Regions from separate parts of the Mus musculus genome. Here region 2 is linked to region 1. Evidence: chromatin contacts called from ENCODE Hi-C or POLR2A ChIA-PET data. All regions are on one chromosome and are shown on one strand. The core of a region is the stretch at or near the end of the contact, and the rest is flanking DNA. Distances in the headings are between cores, read along the strand shown. Region 1 holds the start of Stox2 (storkhead box 2). Region 2 overlaps Stox2 (storkhead box 2).

Region 1 (6,809 bases), core at 1,934-4,433:
ATAAGGATACCTTATAATACTTTTGATAAGTATTTTGATAAATACATGGATTTTTCTGATGGTTAGTGATGTTGGAGATTTTTATGTGATTATAGTTATATTTTTGTTTGTGAGTCTAGTGTTTAATAGCTGAGCCATCTCTCCAGCCCTTCTGTGCTTATTCTTACTGGCTATCTGTGTGTCTACTTGGAAGCTTTTGGGGTGTGTTATTGGTGTGTGTGTGTGGTGTTTTTGCTTTGAGTTTTAACAGTTCTCTCTATATTGGGAGATACTAATCCCTTATTAGATTTATGGTTTGCATTTTTCTCCCATTCTGTAGAAGGGATAATTTTTTTCTGTTGATAGTGCTTTTTTTCCTTTTATTTTTAATACTGTATATTTTGTATATTCAAAAATTTTAAATCAGTTGACATATCTGACTGGGAAAGACTTTAGCTCAAATCTTTCCTAGTGTTTAATAGCCTTTCCTAGTCACCTAGTTAGAACACTGAGCAGCAATGACTAGAACGAGACGTCCCTACCATCTGGGGCACACACTCCGTGCCTCTTAAATTCACTCAACGCGCGACAAATCTGATAATTTTAAATGATTTAAACTTTAGAGGAGAATCTCAGTCAAACTTTACACTTTTTCCTTCTTAACGAGCCTAAAAACAATGACACAATCGAAGTCAAGTCACAAAACAGATCTCCTTAGTATTTATGATCTCATACATAAAACTAAGTATGCAAAGGCGTCTTAAGCTTGATTAAAACTTTAATTTTAGAAATTGGACTTGCTTGGCCATTGTTATATGTATGGCTATGCAGCGTGTTTATGTATAGGTATCTGTGTATGCCTGTGTGTGTGCGTCTACATGTGCATGTGAATTTGTGTATGTGTGTGTTTGTGTGGGTGGGTTGGAGGTACATGCACAGGTGGAGGCCAGAGGTTCATTTTAGGCACTGTTCCCGGATGCTGTCAGTGGCTTTTTTGGTGTTTTGTTTTGTTTTGTTTTGAGACAATGTCTCTGGTCTGACCTGGATCTGTATCTTTGAGGATTACAGACTGGCTGACTGGGGAGCCCCAGTGATCCTCTAGTCTCTGCCCCTCCAAGTGCTGGGTTTACAAGCGCACACCTGGCTTTTTACGTGGGTTGTGGTTTTATAACTCAACTCCCCATTCTTGTAGCTGAACTGAATCCCTAGCAATTAAATCTTAGTTGTGAATTTCTCAGATTGAATATTGGGGTTCCCAACAATGGGCTGACTTGGTAAATAGATAGTTCATGACTAGGATACGCTATGGCTCTAGGAGGACTTGGCGGCTAGGCGCTGTGGCTGGGGAATCCCGGGGTCCCATGAACAAAGCAGTCTTTCCCATAGCACAGATGAATGGACATGATGAACCCGACTTTCCCAGTGGCTGCACTCATCCGTTCTCTTGGGATGACCATTGCGCATTGTTAGCTGACGTGGGTGAGTCAGTTACTGACAGTGGTGGGGGTGGGTGGGTGGCAGCGGCTACCATACCTGCTTCATGCATCATCTGGGTTCTGAGAACCCTGGCATGTTTGCTGCCTGCTTCTTAGGTGCCTGGTGTGGCTGCTTGGCCAGTGGATGCTCTCAGTTCCCTGCAAGGTCTGTTGTCACAAGCGACTGAGACCAGATGTAGCTCTCCTCTTCAAATGTATACCAGCCCCACTCATCCTTTCACAGTGTGAACATGATCATTTTTTAAAAACATATTACATGTAATTACCAACTAGCCCCTGCCTTATATTATACCCTCTAAACTCCTTCTATATAGAAATTATAAAATTATGGCTGTATTTTTGCTTTGAGTTCTTCTGTGGCCCCCAGTCCATCAAGAGTAGGAAATAAAACTTTGAACATGGCTAGCAAGTCCCTGCATGATCTACGCTCCCTCTCTCTGACCTCACCGCCCACGGCTTTCCTGTTCAGCTCTGACTCCAGCCATACTGGCCTTCTTGCATTTCTTCCAACAGAAACCAAGACTGGTTTAGACTTCAGGACCGTCGCACTTGTTCCCATGGCCCTGGACACCAATCCCTTCACTCTTTGAGGGGCTCTTCATGCTCTAGGCCCCAGCTACTGGCATGCCTCACAGAGGTTAATGCATCTTTATAAAATGTGGCACAACTTTTGGCTTTAACTCAGCTTCCTGCATTTCTTTTCTGCTGGACCATTCATTGCATGGGACCATATTTGGTATGTTGCCTATTTAATCTGCTCAGTGAATGAATACCAAAGTTGTCACATGATCACAATCCCTCTTAAGTCATAATTACTGCAAAAATTTGTGTGACCATTTTGGTGTCTTGAGAACTGATGTTTTGTTGATTTGAGATACCTGAATGTCAGTAACGCCCATTCGTGAAAACATTAACAAAAAATTCACCTCTATGGCCCTTTACACATTGATCTTCTAAACCAGTCGTCTTTCTGTTCCTTGCCATTTTAGCAAAGGGTACCTTTTAAAGGCTTGTCTTGAATCTAAAAGGAGGTCGCTAAACATTTAGCTAATAGGTTTGTAGTTAGTAATTAATATTGCTTGATGTAGTTATAGGTTTTATATGCGACTTGTGGCTTTTTATCCCCACCCCCTTGGTATCCACAGAGAGGTTGTTCTGGCTATGTATTACCAAGCCACATACTGGAGATGGATGATGGCCTCCCTTCTAGATCTCATTGCCTTTCTGCCTCCTGGATGTCTTGCCAGAGCTTCCTGAATCTTAACCCTTTAGGGCCCTCCGACTGCTGAATACACGTTTCCATGAAGGCTTCCTATTGCTGGCTCTGCATCTTGTCACCCATCAGCGTGGAATGCCACCTTTAAAAATGATTGGGAACGTCTCGTTGTCACAGATGCATTAAAGAAAAGGAAAAAAAAAAAAAAGAAAGAAAGAAAGAAAAAAAAAAAAAAAAACCACCCAGCTCAAACGGGAAATGACAGATCACCTCCAGAGGCAATCAAGTTTATTCTCCTTGTTTAGAGCTCAAAACGCATTTTTGGCAACCCAAATGGGGAGGTGAGAGTGGTGGATAAGAATGGGAGTGGCGGCGCGTGGCGGGGCTGGCGGCCAGGCCGGGCGCCTTTAACTCGGCGTGACCTCGCGTCTGGCCCGCGCCCCCTCCTCCGCGCGCACCGCTGTCCTGCAGCGATTGGTGCTTGGACCATAAGCAGCTGTGCAGGGCCCGGCGGTGCAGAGGCCCCGGGCCCGCCAGCGCAACCAGGCCATTGGGGAGTGACTTCCACTCAGGATCGCAGAGGGCGCAGGCCGTTGGCGCGTGGCAGTCGGCGTGGGCCTGGCGTCCCCGCGCGTTCGCGGCGCCCCGCGTCTCCGGCTGGGCGCAGGTGGACCAGGCCGGGCGCCGCAGATCAGCGCGTTCCCACGAAGGCTAGCCCTCGGAGCGAGGGGGAGGGACCATCGGAAAGACGTGGAACGATCCGCGCGGTGTCATCCGCAGGGCCCAGGCCCCGCGCCGCCGCCGCCGCCGCCGCCGTCGCCGTCGCCGCTGGGGCTTTGCTGCGGGGATCTACGCCGAGCCTCCGCGCTGCCCCGAGATTAGCATGACACTGGGTAGCCGTCCCGCTTTCGGCGGTGCCAGAGCGCAACGCGCTAGTCCCCGAGCCGCGATGGCCTCGCGCGGGGGCCGATCGCCGGGCTCCGCAGCCACCGCGGCCCGTGAGTAAGAGTATGCCTGCGGCGGGGGACCCACGCGTGTCGGCACGCGCCCCCACCCTCCCGCGCCCCCGCCAGCCTCGGAAGGAGGAAGCCTGACGGCGCGCCGCGGTCGCCAGCACCCAACGGGGCTCTTCCTGCGTTGTCGCAGCGGCGGTCCCGGTGCTCCCGTGCGCCCCCCGTTCGAGCCTCTGGAATGAAGACTGCCTCCCGAGGACTGCGAGAGAGAAGCAGAGACAGCGGGCGCCGGGGACTGCGGCCCTCGCGGCTGGGAGGTCCAGGGGGACGCGACTCGGACGCTGTCATCCCCACGCCTCGCGCTGAAGCCTCCTAGTGCGGTTGGGGCTGCCGCCCACCGGTCAAGCTGCCGGGGCGTGCGATCCCGGGTCGGCCCCCGGAGGCCTCGGCTTCCTCATTTGTTTGGGTCTTTTGTGCTGTGGCGCACAGTTGGCTAAGCACTCCTGCGCTGAATCGGGCCATTGTCTGCGCTCCCATTGCTTCCACGCTGCAAGTCTCGGCGCCCCCACCCGGGCCGCCCCCTCCCGGCCGCCGAGCCTCCCAACGTGCCTTCCCCCTCAGGAATCTGGAAGCTGGAAGCCCGGCGGATTGCAAATGAAGTGGAATGCATTGTGGGACGAGTGTAAAATCCGAGCCTTCTCCGTGGGGGTGTGGGGGGGCGTGGGGAGGGCCGGACCTGCCGCCGGCGGTGTAGACACCGACGAGAAGAGGGGCTGGGGGAAAAAATGTGCGCAGAGTCCTCCCGGGTCGTGGCCTCGGTAGACGGATGAAGCAGCGCGCTGCGCCCTGGCGCTGAGGCCCTACTATCGGGGCACCAGGGTCGCCCTTTCCCACCATGAAGAAGACCCGGAGCACAACCTTGCGGCGAGCCTGGCCTAGCTCGGATTTCTCGGACCGGGCCTCGGACCGCATGAGGTCCCGCAGCGAGAAGGACTACCGCCTGCACAAGCGCTTCCCCGCGGCCTTCGCGCCCCAGGCTTCTAGGGGCTACATGACATCAGGTTGGTAAAGCACGGTTCAGCCGCCGCCTGTGATTGCTGCGCCGCGGCTAGTTGAGGGTTTGGGGTAGAGGAGGACCTGCGGTGATGGATGTGCCGAGTTATGTATGGGGAGAGCAGGGAAAAATTAGCTCCCATCCACCATTTTGTACCTCTGTAAGATCCACAGCAGGCCCTCTCAATATGGGGTTGGAGAGCTATTCTTTAGGTAAAAATCGGGGAGGGGGATTGAGCTGAGCATCTGGTCTGCAGGGAGATAGGATGGCTGCAGCCTTCCCTGAGCTTTGTGAAAGGCGAGCCTTAGTCCAGGGTTGCCCGCAATACCAGGTTCGCCTGGGCCTGCCTGCATTATGGCTTAGAGGATATTTAAACACTCCCTCCCCCCCTTTTAAAAAAAGGAACAGGTTCTTTGCACCGTTCTGGAGATTCGAGGCAGGGGGAAGCTCTGCCCATGTCCGTCTGAGTCTGTTTCAATTTGTATGCAGGAGCTATGCCGTGGAGCTCATTGAAAGCTTGGGGAGGGAGTCGTGGTGTGTTTGCATACGGAACGCTCGCACGATTGCGCGTGGACTTAGCATAGCTTGCATCAGTGCTGTGGATGGAATGGAGGCTGTATCGTGTTTTGCATGCCGGATGGGAAGGGCAAACACAATGGTCCTAGAATTGAAGGCTTCAAAAAATAGGTTTCTTGTGAGAAAGCGGTGACTGCTCAGAGCCTCCTGGAATGAGCTGGTTTTCTTTGAATCCCATTCACTGGCTTGTGATACTGGACCAGGGATGCTGAAGGGGGAAATCCTGCGAACCTTGCATTTTGTGTCCCTTACAAGTAAGGGTGTGAAAAATGTTTCATTCTGGAAAGAATTTGCTTTTAAATGCAATGTCGTGGAAGCGTGGAGACCAAACCACTCTAAACCCTGTCTTAACTGGGGAGATTGTTTTAAGCTTGTGGTTGGTACTTATAGTCAAGCCTTACTTTCTCCCTGAATAGCAAATCCTTTTAAATTGGGGTCAGTGTCTCACACTTTAAAAATGTACTGTGACCACGTCTCCATTCCCAGAAAAAGCCTCAAAGTAGCTATCCCTTTTATTTCAAAATCAGGTAATATAAGGATGTTGCATGCTATTTTGGCAATCACACTCCCTGGATTTTCTCTCTTGTGACAAACCAGTTTTGGGAAGGAAGTAACAAGCATAGTTTATGATTAAGTAATTTAAGTGGCGGCTGCGGTTGTTCTATTCTTTAGGCTCATGTCCAGTCAATGCACTGTACACCTAGATCCAACTCTACCCTCGAACACCATGCCCATAGGCCTCATGTACACAAGAGAGTTCAGTTAATTCCAGGCTTCCCTCCCTCACTGCATCCTCACTCAGCAAACCTCTCTCTTTCCTGCCCTCCATACCCACCCCAGAATTCAGAATTGACCCCAAATGTGGAGCTGTTCGAGGGCAGGTGGCTATCAGTTCTCTCACAAGCCTGCAAGACTCTTTTAATAATGTCAGGCACACTCCTGAGGAGTCTATTTTTTACCCGTTTCATCTTCGCTTCCTTGTGATCACACTTTCAGACTTTGCAAAAGAGGTCCATGATTACCCAGCGCTGTGAGACATCTTTGAGGGCACGAGGAAGAGGCTTCCAATTTTACACGATTCGCTCATTCCATCCTGGGTGCCACCTGCAGATGGTCAGGTGGTCTTCCCAGGATGATCCATTTCCAGCTGGTGGCCGAATTCAACGTCAAGTTACTTCTGAGAGCAGAGGAACCCAAGGAGAGAGCTGTGTCATTCATTCAGCCTTTGGTGGGGCGTCCCCCAAGACCAGTGTCTTGCTAGATTCTCTTGAGGATGCAGGGTTGGACAAAACGTAGTCTTGTCTAGGAAGGAGAGCTGTTACTTACTGTTTTATTGTAAATGTCATCAAGTTCATGGAATGCAAAGCAGATCTAGTGTTCATTGAAAGAAATAATGGATACTAAGGCATTGGGCATGCCTTAATGTCTGTCTGAGCATTGAGAGGGAAATGGGTCCTTTCTCCTATGTAACTTTTAGGATGCTGATTTCACGAGAGGACAAGTATCTTATCATTTCCTTCCCCATATTTGGCTCC
Region 2 (7,640 bases), core at 1,618-4,117, 47 kb after region 1:
AAGCTCTGGAGGCTCTATGTTGTATTCACTTGCATGTTGGTAATCTTTCAATAGCAAATTCCCATTTCCCGTTTGTCTTTTGTTATTCTGACCTTTAGGACATAACATATTCATCATTTCATAGAATACCCCCTCAGTTTGAAGACATGTGGTTATTTCATGACTAGGCTTAGAATAAACACTTTTAAAATAAGAATACCACAAAGACTGCATTACGTAGTTTTGGTGCATAGCTGGGCAAGGCTGAGGAGGCTCTTTGTTTCCCTGGCAGTAACTAAGTGTGATCATTTGATGACGCTGCTGCTGGCTTGCTTTTGCCATTCCTTTCCCCTTTGTATACAATGGAAATCTGTGGATGTCTTGAGGCTGTAAAATGGCTTGTTCTCTGACCATCTTTCCCCTTATGCTTTGACTATGTATCCATTGGTTATTCCTGCCTAGGTCGCTCTCACTACAATGCTGGCTCTCCAGTGGGATGCTTTAATTGCATAGTGTCATCTAAAGTTGGGAATTGCTGTTGGTTTATTTTATTTTTTTAAAGGGCTGTCCATTTCGGCATAGCCCATGATGTCTTGTTTATCTTTACACCACAGTGGAGTTACGGGTTCTTTTTATTTCAGGATGCCGAGTCTTTTGAGGGAGTCCTGTTTATGTTTAGTATCTTCACAGCCATAGAAACCCTCTTAAGTTGGTCCTGACATATTTTCTCTGTGTGTGTGTGTTTTCCCTTGCATTCGGTTTTGGTACAGAAAGTACCAGGTTCACTTACACTCTTTCTGTCCTTCCTACCTATATGTGAGAATCAGTCATTTCTCAGAGAACGCCTGGTTTCTTATAGTAGAGACTATTGAAGACCCTTTTTCTTGAGGGTTTTCAGCAGACAGAACTGGTAACATACGTGAACATAGACACAAATGTTCCTAGAATTTAGGGATAAATCTGGACTCTATAGCCTCTCCTCCCCAATCTATATTCCTCTCCCACAAGGTGTTTACTAGCTTTCTCGGCTTCACTGTACACACAGAGTTCTCTCAGAAGCGCCACGCCCACACCGCCGCCCATGGTCGGTGACTCCACTTGTAATATTTAAAAGTTCTAGTCTCTTCTCACCCATCTGCTCCCCCCCAATTTTCCAGAGTTTTCTGATGGCTTCATCTGCTATCATCTTCTCTTTTGTTTTCGTCTCCCTTTAAAATCCCTCGTACTGTCATCTGGGTGGGAGTTGGGAGGTTCTGTTTGCACTCTACCGTGGTTAACTGAGAAATCCATCCTACGTGCGCCTTCTGTTAGCGCCACGGTCCTCGAAGCCTGGAAGGAAGAAAACAGCCTTCACCTTTGCTAGCTAAGATGGCTCCAGCTGTCATCTCTACCTCGATCTCCCATCCTGTGTTCCTTCCTTACTCCTCGCAGAGGACAAAGTAGGTCCTTGTACAGTGTCCTTGACCATTCTTGACTATCTAAGTGGGCAGGGCTTCTTTCTTTGGTACTCGGAAGTAGACCTTCAGGGATGCAGGCAAGACTACAGAGGGTTTTCCCAGTCCGTGTTCCCCGGGCGGGTCCTGCTCTCCCCTACCTCCTCCTCGGTTACTCGGGGGCTACAAATCTGCCCATTGCGGATTATTTCACACTGATAAAAATGAATAGCACAACCACGGAGGAAACAGAATCCAAGTCGGTGTTCCCAGGCTGTTGTTGCTCTCCCCCTTTTCTCATTTGATTCAAATCAGTGCAGACTGGCCTCCTTCGCAATAGCACTTGCACCTTCTGAACTTCGATGTTTGCTGTCTCTGCCCGTTCAGCTTGCTCAGAGCTAATTGTGTCGGTGGCAGGCTCAGATACCTTCAAATTTAAGATGTTTACCTTCAAAGATGCCTTTGGTATCCTCCCCAGTGACAAAGGTTTGGCTCAGGACGCAGAGGGAATTTTCAGAAAAGACGATGAAGGGAGGAGCCATCATCCTTGAAGCAGTTGGGAATGTTGGATTTATTTCTCTTTGCTTTGGTAAACAAAAGCTGGCATTTCTTTCCATGGGTTCTCAGCGGTGGGGCTGCCACCTTGGTAGAGACTGGTGGGCAAATGGAACCCATGCAGTAGGTTGCCAGCCTGGCGATTTTTGCCAGAACTTCTCTAAGCACTTGCCATATTGGCAGTGCCCCCTCCACCCCCCAATCCTCTCTGTGTTTGTTTATTTATTTATTTATTTATTTACTCACTCACTCTGCTTGCATCGTGGAATTCTGGGTAAAGCTGTTTTAAGTCAGAATCATGTTAAAACAACAACATTTAAGAGAACATTTTGACCAAGAACAATGCAAATATTGCAACATACGTAATCTATGCCAAATTGGCTTACAGATTTCAAAACAGGAAGAGTGTTGTTAGCGACGTTCATGGTTTGGTTTTGCTTTGCTGCAGATTAGGTTTAGCGACAAATTCCATCTGGCTACAGCTACATGCAGTCTCTCCATTGATTGGTTATATTGGGACTTCATGGGAGTGTCCTTCAGTTAGCTTTTCCCAGCATTTTTTAAAGCTTCATTGAAGAAAAAAATGGGGTGGGGGGGACGGGGAGGGAGAAAAGAGAAGGACCCTGCATTGTTTTAATTTGCGTCCAACATGCAAAACATAGTTCTAAAATTTTAATTAGCTAAGTGAGCGGTGAAAAGAAAAAAAAAAGTAATAGAACAAGCCTCGGTGAGCAGCTGGGATGTGTTGCCATGACAACAAGTTCAGCAGGGCTGCCAGCGAGCATGTCAATGGGTAATATTGGGAGAGGGCTTTGCAACAGTGCCTGCTAGCCACAATGTGATTGGTCACGCCTCTGTTGTCTTTGTGTGAACCGGTGGATGCTGGGTAAGACCCAGAGTGAATGCTCAGCTTGTCTCAAGGCTGCAATGAGGTAATGCTTCGGAATCTTTGGGGATTAGGAGCTCCTGGCTCCGAAAGACTGCAGTTTAGAGCGCTCTCCTTTCTCTTTGCCTTAATTACTGACTGTAACCCGTAAGGAAGTTTTACAGCTGCCTTCATTTGTTCTCTTATATGGGCTTGCGTTGTATTACAGATAACACGTGCAGACGTGGCATATAGAATCTCAAGCGTAGTCCAAAAAAAAAAAAAAAAAAAAAAAAAAAAAAAGAGATAACCCTCCATGTTATTCATCCTGCATAGAGTCAACATGCATTTGATCTCTGGCATCAGTGACAATCTCTCTTGGTGGATAAATGATATTTTAAAGTGCATTTGTGTTGGGTAAGCAAACTTGTTCCTATCTGGAGACGATTTTGGCATTGATTACTTTTTAGAGTCTTTTGTATGATTCGTGTTTATGATAGCCATGAGGGGGTTGCAGAAAGTGCCAGTTTTGCTCGTTTTTGATTCCTTGAGATTGGCCAGTTTATATCCTGATAATGATCCTACAGGGTTTTTTTTCCCCCCATTTATCGAACAGAATACGTGGCTGCTTCAGAATGATCTACTGAATAAATGCATTGACCGTTCAAACTCGAATCTAAAAAGGAAGCCGAGTTTACAGACAGCAGAGAGGGAGGGCTGTGGATGGGTGGTTTGTGAAGCACGGAGGGTGCTGGTGACAGAGACAAACCCCTAAGCCCCGACCCTGGTTCTCTGTGGCACCGTGACTCAGATCCTCTCCAGGATCTGTTCAGGTAGTCTGGGAACGTTTTGTCAGATTTGTGGGTAGTAAACTGGTGCCCTATGACGGTCGGGGCAGCGTCTACATCGGTGGTGTCCCTAACTAGTGGGGGGAACTGCACTGGATGATTGGATTCACCCCAGCTCCAGAGAGACGTGTGTGAGCCAGCATTTGGACCCAGCTGCTGCTGTATTGGCTTCTTGTTGTATTCACCTTGCAAACTGTTCCTAGAAAAGGCCTAAGTCTTTAAATGAATAAGCAGAATGAAACCACCTCAGCAACAAGGAATGCCTATTTCTGCCCCTGCAGAGCATGGTGAACTCTGCCAGTTGCCCAGCTTTATCTGAGGTCAGGCCACAGACGTGTCTCAGAACCTAGTTGATCCAGCGGGACCATCACCTCAGGAAATTCAAAGCTGTTAAGCAGTGGGTAGAAGGTTCTGCCGTGCATCAAACTGACCCCTCTATGCATTTAAAGACTTGAAAGCCTGGTTGACTTTCACTCTGTTTATATGTCTTTGAGAATAATAGACCTTCCTAAAGAGAAGTAGAGGGAACGTTGTAACTGGCTTTTTAAATAATTAATTGGAAACATTGTAGCAAGAGTACCATCTTGTGATGTGACTTTTTCCAATGGGTTGATTCTCTCTAGTGGTGCAGATACCGGAACCAGACTGCAGGTTCTTAGACAAGGAGTGCAAGGGCCCTTGAGCTACACAGGCTTGGAGTCCTTTGTCTAAAACAAAGCAGAATGCAGGGACCCAGAGAGGGGGAAAAATATCCACCTGTTGGCAAGACTGGCACTTCCTCATTATAAACACCTTAATGTTCCGTAGCCTGCCTTTCCCTGGGGAGAGGACCTTTGCAGCTCCAAATCTCAGACATGCTTTGCTAATTTAAACACTTTTGAGGTTCATTAATAATTTAGTTTACGTAAGATTGGATCCTATGTAATGCACACTCCAGTGAGTAAAAGCAGGATCTCTCCTAACCTCCACCCCCTGTGTAGGCTCCATCGTCTCCTTTGCTTTAAGCTTGAGAAGTAAAATGTATTTACCATCATAGGCAGGTGTGCCCCATTTTGTACTACAGGCTGACTGATTTTCCTTAGTCAACTGACAAAATTCAAATATTTGATATTTGAATGACTGGTGGGTCTCATTTGCCTTTGCAAAACAATCTTCATTATACAGCCCACCCGGCACTTTTAAGATATGCAAAATTAATACAGGAAAGACGGTGAAATAAAAGGCTAAGAAAGATTGTGTTGCTTCTATTGCATTTTGCAAGGTTCTTAACTATTTTGAAAACCCTCTTCAGGAGGAGTTCCTGCAAGTTGCAACTGGTGTGAGCCATTATGTCTTGTGACAGGTTCCACAATGAGTGACTTGTGATTGATGCGAAGCCCGATGCCCAGAGATGAATCGTAGACCGCGTTGCCCTGTTTCTCTTGCCCCACTAATATTATCAAGTGAGCCCAGTAGCTTAGCGTGGGGCTTTGCTCTGACACAATGCATGCCTGCTAATGCTTCTGCTCTGTAAAGTCCCCCAAACACGATCCTTCAGGGCTGTCTAGAGAAAAAAAAATGTGACTGTAGATAATTTGAGTTGTTCAAGACTTTTAAAATGCCTTTCATGACAAATTCCCCATTAGAGACAAGTCTCAGCCCTTGCCCTGTGTTTACAAAAGGGGTTTAGTTGTAATAGGCAGTGCTTTTTTTTGGAAAATGCAAAAGTGAAAAAAGAGAATTCGAGAATAAACACGAGGAATCTGGAAGGCAGAATGTCAAGAGCATTAAAGCATTGGAGCAGATAAACGTCCCAAGTCTGCAGTTCTCGGGTGTAGCTCTGGGACACTTGTTGGTTTTAGATTGGTCTTTCCACAATAACGCCCACTCCTCCTGCTCCCCCTCCTCCCCCTCCTCCTCCAGTCAGGTGTGGGCAAGTGACTTGGGGACAGAGTGCTCACCTGGGTCATTCCTGTAGAGTCAGTACCTTTAGATGATAGTGGTAAGCAGTAGAGAGTGGCTGTCCCCCTACTGAGAAAATCATGGTGGCTTTTACATGGACTTTTATTGTGACACTCGAAGGTCAGATCTGGGAACTTCATTCACAAAATGTATTTTTGATTGTTTGTGTGCTCTGTATTTATTAATTAATCCAAATTTGCAATCCCCCTGCTTCAGCCTTTCAAGTGCTCAGACTATAGTCCTATGGTACCATGCATGGGACAAAAATAATTTTTAAGTGAAACTGATTATTACAAGAGGATCTGTATCTGTGTTGCTAAGATATTTCTGATAGGATGCAAATAAACTTTTGTGCCAACCCAGAGCCTTAATCACTGAGATAGGAGCTAACCTGAAAGACTGGTTTTGTTTGTGAAGGAGGGATTTTTGTTGTTGTTGTTGTTGTTTTGTTGTTGGATGAATGGCATGAAAAAAAAAAAACGCTTGGAAGAGAACTTGATGTAGAGAACGGATTCTTAGTTGGACTGCTGGTCAATATTCAGTTGTTTTGTTTGGAAAGAACCCATCTTCAGAACCCCATGACCTAGAATCTCTTTGGATATGTTATGTCTTACATATTTAAGTGGTTTTCATGTCAAATGCTTATGTATTTGGAGTTTCCCTGGTTTATATCGGTATGACGAGGTTGTGTTTATTTCATAATGCTCTAACAGTGGTCCCAGGGGTCCTGTCTTGTCAATTATAGTTCTTTTTTTTTTCCTGCGCTTTCCTGAGTTGGAAGTTTGTTTCTTATAGGTTCACAGCGCTGTGTCTTGGTCTTTCTTTTGTCCTCAAAGCATCGAGACCAGCACTGACTGCCAACCAGATTCTGATCTATGTAGCGTAGATTTTTTTTAAAAGGGGGTGTCTTATTTGAAATACTTAACGAACGCTATTCCTGATCTCAGAAACACCAAATGGAAGTGTTTTGTGACGTTTTAGATGTGCTGTCTGTTGAAGTGCCCTATGACGTCATGGCGTTACCTTTTATCCCTTCTTTCTATTGGTTCACCTAAGCGTTTGTAGTCTTGACATTTGAAATTAGGGAACTAAGGGTGGCGATGTTATGATGAGTAATCAAAGCAGTTCTTTGCGTCTTTGTTTTCTTGACTGTTCACTGTGCTTGCATGTTGAGTGTGTTCTTAGTGTGCCGAGACATGGGGTTTGGGATATGGGCAGAGTCAGTTTGAGTAAAACAAGATGTGCCATCGACTTGCTTCCAGACATAGAATAAGTAACCGAATACTGGAAATCAGAGTTATATTTACAACACAGAGTGAGTGGCATTAAGTTAGGTGATCTCTGTATAGTGCCTGGCAGGAGATAGCACTTCAGTAAATGACCCCATGTGTATTTCATTGCTAAAATAACCAGGTTCTTTATTCTTCCTGAGATATCTTTACTGATGGGTCAGGAGTAATGTTATTTGTTCTTTCAGCTCTAGTAGTTGCTTGGAAAGAATATCTTTCTGATATAGTTAGGGCATTTTGTTACCTGTTCTCATATAATCACCATGTTTTTTGTTTTTTTTTATTGGATCCCAAATAAGGTTGCAAGTTTTAGCAGCAGTGGTGCATACCTTTAATCCCAGCATTCAGGAGGTAGAGGCAGGCGGATCTCTGTGAGTTCAAGGCCAGCCTGGTCTATAGAGCTAGTTCTATAACAGCCAGGGCTACACAAAGAAACCTTATCTTAAAAAACCAAAAGGATGATGATGATGATGCAAGCTGAGTATGGTAAGATACAGGTGTACTCATAGCAGTTAGAAGGTTGTGGAGGCAAGAGGGGTGTGAATGAGAAGCCAGCCTAGGCTACCCAGTGATACTCTTTTTAGAAGAAATAAAAGGATGCTGTTTGTGTCCATATATTTAAAGCATGAGGGCTTTTGCCAGTAACTATAAGAAAGCCTTGGAAGGATAGCTGATTCTGGCCGTCAAACCCGAGGTCCATGGAAGAGACTAACAGACAGACTTTCAGAAG

The links. A loop is a pair of places that touch in the nucleus more often than their neighbours do. ChIA-PET counts read pairs that join two places held with the same protein, here RNA polymerase II (POLR2A).
Region 2: a loop to region 1 is called in a map of left cerebral cortex, with 6 times the contacts of the local background. The contact joins the enhancer-like site here to the promoter of Stox2 in region 1. A Hi-C loop is called at or near these places in 5 of 37 maps with a recorded cell type or tissue (all left cerebral cortex). POLR2A ChIA-PET finds 5 or more read pairs at or near these places in 1 of 5 experiments (Patski).

The regions. Positions count from the first base shown.
Region 1 is chr8:47,285,776-47,292,584 of GRCm38, reverse strand. It overlaps Stox2 (storkhead box 2), which reads left to right and starts at 3,183. Exons shown (of 4, transcript NM_001114311.1): 1 at 3,183-4,705. The coding sequence starts at 4,540.
Region 2 is chr8:47,237,943-47,245,582 of GRCm38, reverse strand. All of the region lies in intron 1 of Stox2 (storkhead box 2), which reads left to right. Among named protein-coding and RNA genes, the nearest start is that of Gm51570, 21 kb to the right of the region's middle. Within about 2 kb of position 2,867, at least 1 of the 3 ENCODE cell types and tissues checked has a DNase peak (open chromatin) inside an H3K27ac peak, as active enhancers do.